Regions from separate parts of the Homo sapiens genome. Here region 2 is linked to region 1. The links are chromatin loops, found by intact Hi-C in ENCODE. Cell type or tissue: endothelial cell of umbilical vein. All regions are shown on one strand. Each heading gives the region's core, and the rest is flanking DNA. Links, peaks and the distances in the headings are about the cores only.

The links. Hi-C counts contacts between places; a loop is a spot of excess contacts. Peaks named below come from ENCODE experiments on the same cell type or tissue, not always from the same donor. Only the 100,000 strongest peaks of a DNase experiment are listed, where the experiment ranks them.
Region 2: it touches region 1 in a loop (5-fold over the local background); 17 of 110 quality-filtered maps call a loop at or near these places.

What each region holds. Positions count from the first base shown.
Region 1 is chr2:45,932,819-45,940,471 of GRCh38, forward strand. All of the region lies in intron 2 of PRKCE (protein kinase C epsilon), which reads left to right. Among named protein-coding and RNA genes, the nearest start is that of PRKCE-AS1, 260 kb to the left of the region's middle. RefSeq lists an enhancer at 3,343-3,652. In endothelial cell of umbilical vein, for the core only: a CTCF peak has its summit at 3,752 (motif pointing left); a DNase peak (open chromatin) is centred at 3,633; H3K27ac peaks cover 665 bases.
Region 2 is chr2:45,786,542-45,794,194 of GRCh38, forward strand. All of the region lies in intron 1 of PRKCE (protein kinase C epsilon), which reads left to right. Among named protein-coding and RNA genes, the nearest start is that of PRKCE-AS1, 110 kb to the left of the region's middle. RefSeq lists an enhancer at 1-1,009. In endothelial cell of umbilical vein, for the core only: no CTCF peak of the experiment used is centred there; a DNase peak (open chromatin) is centred at 4,030; H3K27ac peaks cover 2,031 bases.

The DNA of each region.
Region 1 (7,653 bases), core at 1,667-5,666:
CTACTTTGTCTCCATGAATTTTGACTACTCTGCATACTTCATATAAGTGGAATTGGGCAGTATTTCTTTTTATGACTGGCTTATTTCACCTAGCTCAATGTCTTCAAGGCTCATCCCATGTTGTAGCAAGTGTTAGAATTTCTTCTTAAGTCTGAATAGTATTCCATTATATCTATAATATATACCACATTCTGTTTATCCACCATTCTTTGATTTTATTCTGATTTTAATTTGCATTTCCCTGATGTCTTTGCATTGCTCTTGAGTGCCTTTTTATATGTGCATCATCTATTTGGGTATCCTCTCTTAGAAGTGCCTACACAAGTCTTTTGCCCATTTTTCTATTGGGTTGTCTGCTTTAAAAAAGATGATTTTTAGAAGGTCTTCATAGATATTGGATATGAGTCTCTGTTGAGTATATGAATTGCAAGTACCTTCTTGTCTGTGGCTTACCTTGTAGTTCCTTAAGAGGATCTTTTGATGAACAGAAGTCCCTGAGGAATGTATCAATTTATCAGTTATTTTCTTTATGGTTTGACCTTTTCGTATTCCATTCAAGAACAGGCTGCCTACCTGAATGTCTTAAGGATGTTCACCTATGACTTCTTCCAAAAGTTTTGTTTTACCTTTCACCTCATATGCCTGCTTTTTTTTTTTTTTTTTTTTTTTTTTTGAGACTGAGTCTCGCTCTGCCGCCCAGGCTGGAGTGCAGTGGCGCGATCTCGGCTCACTGCAAGCTCCACCTCCCGGGTTCACGCCATTCTCCTGCCTCAGCCTCCCGAGTAGCTGGGACTACAGGTGCCCACCACCAGGCACAGTTAATTTTTTTTTGTGTTTTTAGTGGAGACGGGGTTTCACCATATTAGCCAGGATGGTCTCGATCTCCTGACCTCGTGATCCGCCCGCCTCGGCCTCCCAAGGTGCTGGGATTACAGGCGTGAGCCACCGCACCCAGCATGCCTGCCTTTTTAACTGGGAGTGGTTATTTTGACCCTAGGGGAACTAGGCTGCTTATAGCACAATCATAAGATTTGGGCAGCACTGTAGTAAAATCATGTTAACTTGGTAACAGGGTCGGGGGACTAGTGGAAGCAAACATAAGTGCAGGTACTCCTGGCTTCAGGCATCATGTTTTTCTAAAGAGTTGCATGTGAATTTTATCCAGTGAATTTGTCCATATTATAAACACTGAGTCTGTGACTTTTCAGAGATTTCCACCAAAGTTCCAGAGGTAGTCTCCTAACTGACCTCTGCTGTCACCGACTTGCCAAATTAACTCTGTCTCCCATTCTCTCTGACACACGCTCAGGGCACACTTGAAAGCTCACAGCCATAGTGGAGCAGCTTATGCCGTACTCCCACTGTACACTTCTGTCCCCACCAGTAGTTGTGTGTTTATCAAAAGCCACTTGTATTTGTTCTTATTGTAATAAATAATTGTAATGAAATCTTATTTAAACTGAGATGAGTGTGAAAAAAAGTTTCTATTAAGACTAAGTTGAATGTGACGGAAAAAGCCAAAGATAAATTTCCTATAAAATTACTGTTGGCCAGGCATGGTCACTCATGCCTGTAATCCCAGCACTTTGGGAGGCTGAGGCGAGCAGGTCACTTGAGGTCAGGAGTTTGAGACCAGCCTGGTCAACATAGTAAAACCCCATCTCTACTAAAAATACAAAAATTAGCCAGACGTGGTGGCACATGCCTGTAATTCCAGCTACTTGGGAGGCTGAGGCGGGAAAATCACTTGAAGCCACAAGGCGGAGGCTGCAGTGAGCCGAGATCACACCACTGCAATCCAGCCTGGGTGATAAAGCGAGACTCTGCCTCAAAAAAAAAAAAAATTACTGCTAAATTGTGTGAGAAAAATAATAAAGCTCTAAAAAGATTCCAAATTCACATTACTTCACAAGTATCTTTAATTTTTGCTCCACTAGAAAGAAACCACAATTGGGCTGGGCATGGTGGCTCACACTTATAATCTGAATACTTTGGGAGGTTGAGGCAGTAGGATTGCTTGAGCCCAGGAGTCAAGACCAGCGTGGGCAACATGGAGAGACCATGTCTCTACAAAAAAAAAAAAAAAATTTAAATTAGCCAGGCATGGTGGCATGTGCCTGTAGTCCCAGCTACTTGTGAGGCTGAGGCAGGAGCATTGCTTGATCGTGGGAGGTTGAGGCTGCAGTGAGCCATGATCATACTACTGCACTCCAGCCTGGGCAGCAAAGCGAGACACTCACTCTCTCTCTCACACACACACACACACACACACACATAGAAAATGGAAATGGAAATCATAGATAATGTTTGTCTGTAAGAGATGATGAGGGGGACCATACCTTAAAGAAATTGGCCTTCTGTTATTGGCAAGTGAGTACATATATTTGTTTTTCAATATTTTCAGTTTGAATATTGTTAGTTAAAATACTTAAAGTACATACATCTTTTCTTTGCATGATTCTCTGCTTTACTGACTTTTTATTAAACAAACATTCTGCCATTCACCAAAGATAAGTGGGGCAGAAGAAAATAAACCCCCTCCTCTCAGAGCCGGCCTCAAGCTAAGAACTTTTGAAGTACTGTTTTAGCTAAAAAATATTAATACTTTAAAATTTGCATACTATACCATGTTTATAAACAAAAGTGTTTTTCTTTTCCAAGGTCTTCATATAAAATTGCAGCTTAGGGTTGGGCACGGTGGCTCACGCCTATAATCCCAGCACTTTGGGAGGCCAAGGCAGGTGGATCACTTGAGGCCAGGAGTTCCAGACTAGCCTGTCCATCATGGTGAAACCCCATCTCTACTAAAAATACAAAAATCAGCTGGGCATTGTGACGTGCCGGTAATCCCAGCTATTCAGGATGCTGAGGCAGAAGAATTGCTTGAACCCAGGAGGCAGAGGTTGCAGTGAGCCAAGATCATGCCACCGCACTCCAGCCCACACGACAAAGTGAGACTGTCTCAAAAAAAAAAAAAAAAATCGCAGCTTAGCTGAATTCTTGATAGAAGGTGGTGACTTAGATGCCTTCTCTTCTGGTTTGTCTGCTGTGTCTGTGTGCACCTGGACCCATTGTGCTCTGGAAAGCAGGCACACTGGAGTCCTGGAGTGCAGGCTGGCTGGCGCCTTGCAGTGCCTGGTGATGGCTGGGGTTTGGTCCCTGGTCTGTCCCCTGGGGTTCCCATGTCTATTGGTGAGGCAGCAGTGTGTGCTCGTAGGAGACCCTCTGTCAAGAGGCTCTGTTAGGAGCCAGCCTGCTGCCCTGCCTTTGAGGCTGATCCTTCACCCTAGGAGGGCAGGCACTGAGGGCCAGCACTCTGGTCACGCCAAGGATGCTATGGCGACCCACTGAAGAATGAGCTATTACCCTGCCCACCCCTGCCTGCTGTGCCCCCAAGCACCCCTTGGGGGTTACTCACTTGCCTTCCTGGTATCAGGTTAAGAGGTTATTAGACCTTCCATTTATTCACTCAATTCTTTTCCCTGCTCTCCTGAGTAATAGCTCAGGAACCCGTGCCCCAGCCATGCTGGGAACATGCTTAGAAAGTAAGGGGAAACCTTTGGGCCAGCACCCACGTGGTTTTGAATCACTCAAGGACAATCTGCCTAAGTCACTGGCTTGGTGGCCGTGGGCCAAGCAAGGAGTCATCCAGTAGCGCCTCTGCCCTCACTGTCCTCCTCCTCCAGGTTTCTTTACCGAGAGGAAGCCAGCGGGAGGCCCGACATCCAAAACATTGACTAGTGTGCCCCCGTGTGGCTCTGGTGGAAGGGTTTGGAAAATGCAGCCAGGTTTTCCTAACCTTACCCACCAAGGCCGGAGGATGCCCTAAGGACAGCCTGCAGCCCCTGCAGCCCTCTTTTTGCGTAATCTTTGATTTTTCTTGTTATTATTTCTTAACAGTTAAGCGCCTTAAGGCCTCATTTAACTTGAGTTAAAGAAGTGTGATTTTGGAGGACCCAAAGATTTTCCACTGGTGTAGGGAATGTCTCCTCCCGGCTCTGAGAGACTTCCTCCAATCCACAACCTACCGCAGGTATGTGTTCTTATTAAAAGGGGCAGGGACAAAAGCTCTGCCTGTCCCTCTTGTACTTTCAGGCTATAATCAATCAGCAGGCACACCTGTTCAGACTGTGACATTGAATTTCCAGGATCAGAACCAGAGCCTGGTACAGACACAAGCCTTCCAGTACTTGTATTTTAAGTTCCATAGATGCTTGGACCTTTTGTGGGCTCCTGGGACAGTGATCATGAAAGAAGAGTGCTCCCAGGGGATGAGCAAGATGATCCCCTTTGGCTGGGAAGAAAAGATTCCATGTCCATCTGGTTTTTATTACTCCTCTAAAAATGTTCCCTTTATAGTTTTATAATTGTACTTAAATAAAAATAATTGCACTTAAATAAAAAAAAATTGGGGAGATTATAGCAGAAGCTGTTGGTGTCCCGGCCATAGCTGTGTCCCTTGGTCTGCCACAGAGGTCACTCCCAGAATACACTTAGGACTCCCTGTGTCTCCTTCTGAGGGTGACCTGAGCCACGATGTTATGGGATGGAGGCTAACACCTGGTAGGCCCCACATTTTTGACAATTTGGTTTTAAGAAAACTCATAGGTATGGCCACACGTGGTGGCTCACGCCTGTAATCCCAGCACTTTGGGAGGCTCAGGCGCGCGGATCACGAGGTCAGGAGATGAAGACCATCCTGGCTAATACGGTGAAACCCCATCTCCACTAAAAATACAAAAAAAAATTAGCCAGGCCTGGTGGCGGGCACCTGTAGTCCCAGCTACTCGGGAGGCTGAGGCAGGAAAATGGTGTGAACCCAGGAGGTGGAGCTTGTAGTGAGCCGAGATCATACCACTGCACTCCAGCCTGGGTGACAAAGTGAGACTCCGTCTCAAAGAAAAAAAAAAAGAAAGAAAACTTGTAGGTATATATCATCGTTCCAACAAAAGCTGCCATTATCGAACGCCTACTGTGTACCTGGTACTTGATAATGATTACATTCTGTCACTCCAACTCTGGAAGGTAGATATTATCCTCCCCCACCCCACTTTTCTTTAAAGAGGTGAGGAAACTGAGGCTCAGCAATGACTGTGGGGATCTGGGAGCAGACTGCAGGTCTTGCTGGACCCAAGGCCCATTCGCCCTCCTTGCTGCCATGCTGGCTTCTCTACAGTGAGAGTAGCCTTTACGTTACGCACCACTAATGTCACTCAGAGGGTCCCGACCCTTCCCCTTCGGCCTCTTCTTGTTCTCCTCCCTCTGTTCCTCTTGGATTCTCAGGAGCCAGTGTTAGCCCAGAAATGAAGAATTAAAGACTGTTCACACCCACATAGAACCATCTGCTCTCTTAGCCTCAGGGCAGGGCTGATGGGGGTGGTATTTAGTCTCTTGGAGGTGGTATTTAGCCCCTTGGAGAGGTGGTGCAAATATAGAAGCTGGTGTAGATGGCTTGGCTGGAGGGGGGCTATCTGGCAATTCAATGCATCTTGTGAGTTTTGGAGAACTAGGGTGACTATATCATTTATCCTCCAAGAAAGGACACAGTTGAGAATGATAAGTGACACTATACATAATTACTCTAAGAAAACAGGCAAAATCTAGGACTATCCTTAGTGACTTGGAACCTACATCCTCCCTACCCACTCTATAGATATCCCTGCATTTTCCACCTTGTGTCTGTGATTGACCTGTTGTGTCCCTTTCAACATTTCAGCGCCCACCCCTCAAACCCCCATCAAGCCTTGCAGCAGCTATTTATTCAGTTAGCAAACTTTTCCTGGCCTCCAATTTGCATTCTTTCCTAACTTATGGGTCCCTTCTCTTTTGCCTAGATGCTGCCTTTCCCTGGCTGTTTGACCATAAACTCATGGTATCATGCCTTATTCAGCAACTCTTAGAACAAAGTAAACAAATGTGCAAGTTTGCTTAAATTGAGAAAGCTTATATTTACAAAGTCGTGCCAGTTTTCTTTCTCACTCATCTACAGTTCTCTCAAACATTGGCCCTATTCCTGATGTATTAGATTGCAAACCCCTGAGGGCAGAGGCTGGGTGTTCTCACCCAGTTACACATGGTGGGCACCTCATTCGTAACTCTTTCTAGCACATTCAGCGCTCTGCCCTCTGGAGTCTTGCGGCTGAGTCAACACTCAGGAATCCAGCGCAGTAGGCTAATTCCACGCTGGCTCTGACCTCATCCAACCCTGCTGTCCCAGTGAAATCCAGCCCACAGCACCCTGCCAGGGTGGAGGAGGTGCCGGGCTATAAATCTCCCCGTTGTTTCTTCTCCCGGAAAATATAAAACCAAAACCAAACATTATACATTATGCCCTCACTCACAGAGTCACTTGGAGGCTTCAATAAGACAAGGGATATGGGTGTGTTTCGGGAAAGAAATTTGATACAAGTGCCAAGTGCTGTTATTGAAGACCTTAGGCATTTATTTTGGTAGCACCCCAATAGTGACAAGAGATGGGCTTGTCTAAAGCCAGCACTGCCACCTTCCCCTGTGTTCACCACTTCATTCCCTGATGTCTTACTGTCAGGCAGTTGGGCCTTGGAGCTGCCCTTCCTTCCGCATGTTGCTCTTTCATCATTTCATACCGTATTCTCCTGTAGAGTAGCATCTGGGCACCTTCCTTTGTCGAGGTTACTAAGACTTTCAAAGAGACATTTCAACCCCAAGTCACTAAGAGAAAATGTAATGCAGCAAGTGATTCCAATGGCAGTTAGTTAATGCACTTTTTTTTTTTTGAGAAGGCGTCTCACTCTATCGCTAGGCTGGAGTGCAGTGGCGCAATCTCAGCTCACTGCAACCTCCGCCTCCTGGGTTCAAGTGATTCTCCTGCCTCAGCCTCCTAAGTAGCTGGGACTACAGGTGCGTGCCACCAGGCCCAGCTAATTTTCGTATTTTTAGTAGAGACGAGGTTTTATCATGTTGACCAGGATGGTCTTGATCTCTTGACCTCATGATCTGCCTGCCTTGGCCTCCCAAAGTGCTGGGATTACAGGCGTGAGCCACCATGCCTGGCCCGCTAATGCACTTTTAAGGCATGCTTGCTGTAAATTGTTTTGGGAGTCTGCCGTCATTTCTGAGATGTGGGTGTAACCCAGCCCCTCACCATACTGGGCTGGCAGTGAATTGCCAGCAAGTGCATTCAGAAATATGAACATTCTCCCCTGCTTCCAGTACAGCCTCAGAGAGTCTCCTTGCTTAGTTGACCTGATGTTTTAGAACTTGTCTCTGCGTCTTCCTGCCTTCTTCTTTTTTGCGCTCACTTACTGGTTCCTGAAATTGGCATCAGCAATGCAAATTGGAAGCTTCCCTCAGACCTCTTTTCCAGTTCATCACCTGACATTTGCTTCAGGTAATCTGGCACCAGTCCTCAGCAAGATGTGTGTCTAGGAGTCTGGTGAGAGGCCAGATTAGGGGTAGCTGTGGCTTCAAGGAGTGGCCTGCAAAGTGGAATTTGGACACAGTGCCCAGAGTAGGCAAGATGAGCTACTGGGATTTGGGAAACAGACCTTCCATCTGTATTCATTTTCTTACCTATGAAGCAAGAACATGATTTAGCTTTAATATTTGATGTATGGATGGCCAGAGTATGTGTTTATAATTTATATGAAAACATTTCAAAATGTTGTTGCTGGT
Region 2 (7,653 bases), core at 2,018-6,017, 150 kb before region 1:
CAGACAGGCCCCACTAACAGGAACAGGACAGGCCTTAGGGGCCTTCAGACCTTGGCACTGGAGGTTCAACTGGGAAGACAGAGTATTTTGTATGAGATTCAGGGGTGGGAGTGAGGGGGCAAGGGTTTAAGTTTATTATCAAGGAACAGCAGCAAACCTTACTGGGGGTTCACCCTGTGCCAAGCAGGCTCTGAGTGCTGTGTACAGCCTCTTGGCCACCTAATCCTCCAACAGTTCAGTGAGGTAACCACTACCCTCACCCCCGTTTTACAGAGGTGGAAACCGAGGGTTTAGACAGCTGAAGTAACTTGCACAAAATCACATGGCAATAGTAGAGATGCGATTCAAACCCTAGGGAATACGATTCCAGAACCTCACTGTTAACCAGGAAGCTGGTGTTTCTCAAACTCGCCTGGTGAGTCACTTGAGGCTTTGGTTCAAGTCGGGATTTCCCATCGGTTTCCCCTGGATCCGATGATCCTATGGGTTTGGGAATCTGCACATTGAATAGAGACCCTGAGTGAATCTTATCTGCTGGTGGATGTGGGAAAATCTACACTTGGCCATTTGGAAGTGAGGTGTCCCCCCAAGCTGGGAGGAGCGTGGCTGTAGCTGGCAGCCCTGCTGGGGGCGCTGAGCTTCTCAACAGGAGCTGGTGATAGCTGGAGCTGAGTGCAGGCTCGGAAGCTTGACCAAAACGGGATTCCAGGCACAGGAACTCAATGATCACACCTAGATAGTTTTGGGGGTGGATTTGGAGAACAAATAGCCTAGTAGGATAAAATGTGATGAGGGAGAGGGAGAGACAGAGACAGAGAGAGAGAGAGACACAAAGTCAGAGACATCTGAGCTGAATAGCAGCTGAGAGGCCCCTGACCAGTCATCACCTCTGGGCAATGCTGGCCACAGAATGGGACTGAGCCTGCAGGTGCGTCTGGGGAGGGGAAGTTCAGTTGTAGGCAATGGAGCCAGGCAGGTCTTTTCCAGATGGTTTCCTAAACAGGTGTTTCATGGGAACCTGATGAGAGGGAGGGGTGACAAGACTCATGCTATGGAAAGCCCTTCAACCAGGGGTATCCCATTTTCTCTTTATAATATATTTGGGTTCCATATAAGATTTCATCTGGAGAGGGGAAAGATATTGAAAACGACAAGGCTTACCGTATCAACAGAAGAGACCTGACAACTTGGCTCAGGGTTCGCGATACAGGTATTAACCATCCCATGGATTTTTGCATCTAAAGAAAGTGTCTGGGTAGTGGGATGTATGACCTCAAGGGATGAAGTTCTCAGCAAGGAATTGCAGGCCTGGAGATCCTGTGCAGGGGAGTGATATGTAACCAGCGGCCCATCCAGAGCATTGCGATCCTGCCAGCCACAGAGGCTTCTCACTGCTCTCCCTTTGTCTTAGCTGTCTCTCATGTTAGGTTTTCAATGAAAGCTTGGAGTACCCTGTGTGTGCCTAGAAACCCTGAAGGTCAGGATCGTTCAATAATATTCTCCCCCATTTCAGGCCTCACCGTGTTCTGACTCTGAGAGGGACAGGATTTCTTCCTGGTCAAGCCGAAACTTTTCCTGCCAAAGTGTCTCCTACTGAAGTCTGTGGCTACTTGGGATTCTCAGGGCATGGGTTGTTCTGGGTGACTGCAATTTCCAAATAGCTAAAGGCGTATTCCTTAAACTACACTTACCTTTTATTATTACTATTTTGGATGGAAGTCATCACCCCTATTTCAGCTTTCATAAAATGGTTATAATGAACATAATTTAACTCATCCTTGGTGACTCTGGGCTTTTCTTAGGAGCATCGGTAATGTTGCTATGCAGTGGCACGTTGATGTTCACAGAGCCATTCTGGATACATCAAGGTGTTTGTCCCTTCATTAGAGAATCCTGACTCCAGTGTTTTTACGTGCAGTGTCTACTTACTTCAGTTTTTCTGTGTCTTCTCTATCAGCACTCACTTCTCATTGCAATCAGGGGGCCTGCTTCTACACAGCCTCTCTCATCCTTTCTACCTACCCCTCCATTGCCTCTAATTTACTTGATTCTGATCAGCTGTTGGTTTAGAAACCAGATAAGTGATCTTGTTTCAACAGTGCATGAAATGAAACAAGCTTTTCATGAGGACCAGAGGGACACTCCGTCTGAAAGGGATGTATGTGGACATTATAACATCAAATCTAATTCTCTATTCAGATGCCTTTATTACTTACTTTCTGTCTAAAGTAGGCAAAGTAGTGCTATTCTCGGGATTTTTAGGTCTGAAGAAATATATGAAGATACATTTCCTGATTCTTTAGCTTCATATGTTTAAGGATAGGTCAATCAGAGAAGGGCATTGACTTACACCATTGGTCCTCAACTCTGGCTGAATATTCAAATAATATTCAAATACCAGAACCTAGTCCTACCCCAGACCAATTAAATCAGAATCTTTGGAGATGTGTCCCATGCATTTTAATAACTCTCCTTGGGATTCTAATGTGCAAGCAAGGTGGAGAACCACCCACTTAGACCCTCGCAAAACCACCGCACTGAAGACTTGTGTCTTTTAAGACAGATGACAGGTTCTTGGTGGGGGAAGGTGGCTCATGCCTATAATCCCAGCACTTTGGGACGCTGAAGCAGGAGGATTGCTTGAGGACAGGAGTTCAAGACCAGCCTGGACAACATAGCAAGATCCCATGTCTACAAAAGAAAAGGTGCCTCTGGATTTTGTATAATAATGTGATAACTCAGAAATTTGTGTACAGAGACCATAAGATTGACCATATTATTTAATACATTTATTAAAATACTGTTCACAGTTCATGCATTTATTGCATGTCTTCTTTCACTGTGCTAATGTGTATGTTTGACAAAAGCCTAGGACCATAGTGAGACCTTGGCTCTACAAAAATTTTTTAAATCATATGGGCATGTAACTCATCACTGTAACTCCAGTGGAGCATAGCTCCTGCCTGTGGTCCTAGCTACTCAGGAAGCTGAGGCAGGAGGATTGTTTGAGCCTAGTAGTTCAAAGCTGCAGTGAGCTAATGATCATGCCACTGCACTCCAGCCTGGGCAACAGAGTGAGACTGTCTCTCTGGTTGGGGGAAAGGGGGGAAAGACAGGGATTCTCAACCCTCAGCCCTGGCTGTCCTTAAGAACCATCTGGAAGAGCTAGGAATCATTTGAAAATACCCCTGCCACCCATTTTTAATGAGCAGTCAGGGCTGAGAATCACAACTTTAAGATATTTTGCCTGTAATTAATATTTATATTTTAAATCTACATTTTCTGAGAAGCTCGGAATTTTAAAAAATGTATTAGTATCTTTCTGAAGATAATGAAAACTTGTGTCTTTAGATTAGCTTTACATATCTGACACCTAAATGGTAGTGTTCATTCATATTGATAGGATAATGAAGGAAAGAAGAGCTTTGATCAAACGCCTGGGACACCAAAGATTTATCTCTGGTCCCAAGAGTGGAAATCTCGAGAGTGGCCCTGAATTACAGAGCTGGCAGGAGCTCACAAGTGGTTTGTGGAAAGATCAGCTCTTTTGTGATGGCTCTTGGGACAGACAGTTCCTGTGTAGCCAGCTCTTCAGTATTGTCTACCGTGCATTTTGTAGTTGCAAAAATGCACATATGCATAAATGAGAGCATCCTTCAGCCTTTGGATGAAATGTGCAGCTGAATGAGGAATGCTGAAGAGATCATCAATGCCACCAAATCCTCCAGTGTTGTATGAAAGCATCAGTTTCAACCGAGATTCAGGGGAAAAGATAATATGAAAATGTGTCGAGGGTGGCAGCACGTGGGAAAACTTGCAGGATGCGCTGAGAAAAACACACACGTGTGTTCCAGTCTCACTGATTTGGAGCCTCAAATCTGCTAATAGGGCCTGTGATATTTTTAGCCTTGTTATCAGAGCGTAGAGCAAGTTTTCAAGGCTTGTAGGATGTATCTATTAAAATAACCTATGTGACTGAGTGGCTGCTCTCTATAACATTTTTGTTCCACTGAAATACAATGAGAGGAAATGGGGCTGCAGGAAATGGCCATTCTGTCAGAGGACCCAAAGCACACAGGGCCAGTCCAGTATTTACACACATTCTGGCCATTGTGCTTGCAACCTTGGGTAACCCTTCACGTTTTTCTTCTCCTTTTTCATCTTCTTCAGATTTTGAAGGTTATTCGGCTTGAGAAGGGATGTACTATGCTCTGGGAAATTGATTTGTGAATACACTTTGTATCTGTTTCTGCACAATCCTTGGAAGTTTTCAAGGCTGTTGATTCTCTAACAAGTAGCTGACAGTATGAACTTCTGGTCCTGATGATGGTGCTGGTGGTGGTAAGCGGGGAATGTGGTGGCACAACTATCAGACACCTGAGGCCCGTACCTGATTAAGGACCTCTAGAAAGGCGTGTAGGCCTCCCACAGAGGCCAGGCCAGCGTCTCCAGACCTTTGAAAAGGGAACAGAGCAGGCATGTGTTCCAGCCCCTCCACCTCCGCACAAACGTCTGCAGTCTACAGCCAGCTCACTTTGGTGAAGAAGGGAAGGTTTTGTGTAGAGGTCTCTGAATTGGCTGGTAGAGGTGCCTCTGACTGGTCACGGGGCTTGGGGACTAGGGATAGTTTCTGTGCCCTGCTGAACCTCCTCATTCCCACCTAATCAGCCCCTTTAAGTCCTTTTTACATATTGAGCTTTCTGGTAAAGAGGTTCCTGCTGTCCAAAGATTGAAACCAACTAAAAATAACAGAACGCGAGAGATGGAAAAGACTGTAAGGCAAGCTCTCTGGCTTTCAGTGGGGAAAGCTATAGTGAGCACGTGGGGGTCCTGGTCCAGAGTCCCTTTACCCATGGAGCCCCAAGAGCAGGCCCTACACCCGCTGGGCCTTGCCCCCTTCTAGTTTCAGGCTACCCTGTGGGCCAGCAGGCTCAGCATTACACTGTATTTGTATAATTCCCTATGTCCTTTCCTTCCATATCCTCTTTCTTTTAGTTCTTTTCTTTCTTTTAGTTCTTTCTTGAAGAATGGGGTCAATTGATTGATCTTGAGTAAACAAATAGTAGCCTGAGTGAATACCTGCAGAATTAAATTCTGATAGCTTATTTCACTCTAGAATCTTTATGGGTAGCTGCGCAAAGTGGTGTACTTTCCTTAAAGACAGCCTTTCCTTGATGCTGGGTTAATGCGCTCCTCTCTGCCCTTGCTGGTGCTAAAGGGTCACTGAGGCTCAGATGCTCACTGCCATCTGTAACTCCAGTGGAGCATAATGGTCAGGAGCACGGGCTTTGACCCCAGCTCTCTCAATGAGAATCCCGGTTCAAATACATTTGACCCACAGGACCTCTCTGGGTCTCAGTTTTCTTATCCCTGGAATGAGGATAATGGCACCTGTTCCACGGGGTATTTGTAAATGACCACATGCCTGTAGTGCTTAGTTGACACACAGTGTTTTAGTCCATTTAGTGTTACTCTAACAGAATAGCTAAGGCTGGATAATTTATAAGGAAAAGAGCCTTGCTTAGTTCATGGTTCTGCAGGATGGCAAGCTCCAGAAGCCTGGTGCTGGCATCTGCTTGGCATCTGGTGAGGGCTTTCGTGCTGTGTCACAACATGGCAGAAGGGCAAAGGGGAAGTGGTGCAAAGAGGCCAAACCTGAGGGGTGTCCTGGCTTTTAACAACCCAGTCTCACCAGAAGTAATCCAGTCTCCCCAGAGCAAGAACTCACTACCATGAGAATGGCACCAAGCCATTCATGAGAGATCCATCCCCATAACCCAGACACCTCTCATGAGGCCCCACCTCCCAACACCACCACACTTGGGATCACATTTCAACATGAGTTTTGGCGGGGACAACTCAAATCATAGCATACGATGAGTGCTCAGTAAATGCTAAGCTATTGTCAGTGGTCACTTTCCATCCCTACCCCAAACACAAAGCTAGAGAAGGGTGCCCTTCCCACCCTTTCCCTTCTATCAGCTTGTTCTGGTGGCTCTAACACGCAGGAGAGATGCTGGCCGAGGGTGGCTTCTGCTGCCTGGTGCTCAAGTTCCTGTCCCACTTTTACTGCTCACTAACTGTGTGACTCTGGATAATCTACGTAGCCTCTCTGTGCCTGGGTTTCCTGCCTTGAAAGATGGGGTTAAGGAGAGTTTCTTTCTTCAAGGACTGGTTGTAGGATTAAATGAGATAATGCTTATTGTAAAAGTGCATCCATTTTGTCGTGAGCACTGATAAATGGTAGGTGGTATAATTAATTAATTTTTTTTGTTGAGACAGAGTCTTGCTCCATCACCCAGGCTGGAGTACAGTGGCACGATCTCGGCTCACTGCAACCTCTGTCTCCCGGGTTCAGGTGATTCTCCTGCCTTAGCCTCCAGAGTAGCTGGGATTACAGGCACCCGCCACCACTTCTGGCTAATTTTTGTATTTTTAGTAGAGACGGGGTTTCACCATGTTGGCCAGGATGGTCTCAAACTCCTGACCTCAGGTGATCTGCCCGCCTTGGCCTCCCAAAGAGCTGGGATTACAGGCGTGAGCCACCCTACCCAGCCTAATTAATTTATTTGCCCTTCCTTGTTCCAGAATAGATTTAAGCAGGGCAGAGAAGAGGTGTTGAGTAAACAAAATGTCCTGGAAAGCTCTTTGCTGACTGAGAGAGAGCTGCAGAGGAGCCTTCCTATTTGTTGAATTTGGGCGAATGGGGAAAATGCAAAGCTCCCAATCCCCCAATTTCTCCATCTGTTTCCTGGGCTGCTGCTCTTCTTTCTCGCTTGTTCTCTTTCTTCTTCTGCTCTTGTGTGTTCCATGTTTGGTTAGACACTTCGGGGGAGGGAGGCAAGCTGAGAGGGGAAGAAAGAAGAAAAAATTATACCCAGACTCCCCCAAATCCTGCTCTTTGGAAACCCTGAGAGCTGACAGGTGTTCTATCTCGTTTGTCTGCAATGAAGATTACTGATGAATCCAAGCTGCAGGTTGTTTTTCTCTAGCAATGGTAAAGTATGTGTCCAAAAGCAACTCCAGACGGTGGCCTCAGCTTACTGATTTTCTCTCTGATGCTCTGGCCTTTGAGTTCTGTGTGAGCATATGTTGGGCAGTTAGCCAATTCCAGGTGTAGAGTTTTGTTTTCACAGCCATGATCAAGGCCAAACACCATACTTTGATCGAGGCCATCAGGAACCATCAAAAACAGCAACAATTGTTTAAATTTCCCCCTAGATATGTTTGGAACTGGGATCCGGGCTAAACCTGTGCTGGTGCTTGTCAAGGACAAGGACAGGGTCTCACACTGACTGGTGAACAGCCCTGTTACATAGCCAGGAACAAAGGACTCTGAGTCATGAGTGTTCACATTTTTTTTTTCTTGCTTGGTTCGGATTGGTTCTAGTTATTGGGATATTAACAGAAATGAAAAGGTTTAGATAAAATCCACAGCAATCCCACATCTCCATGCCTGAATCCCAGAGAGTATGATTCGGATTAGCCCTAAAACCTTGCCTTATTATCGTGGGGCAGCCGCCCTGGGACCCCAGCTAGAGAAGCAGGGAGACGCAGATGTTTCAGCTTGTTGCAAATGGAATTGTTGACCAGTCAATGCAGAACTCTTCCTCAGGAGTGTGGCATCATTGATTTATGAATTATGGCCCTTTT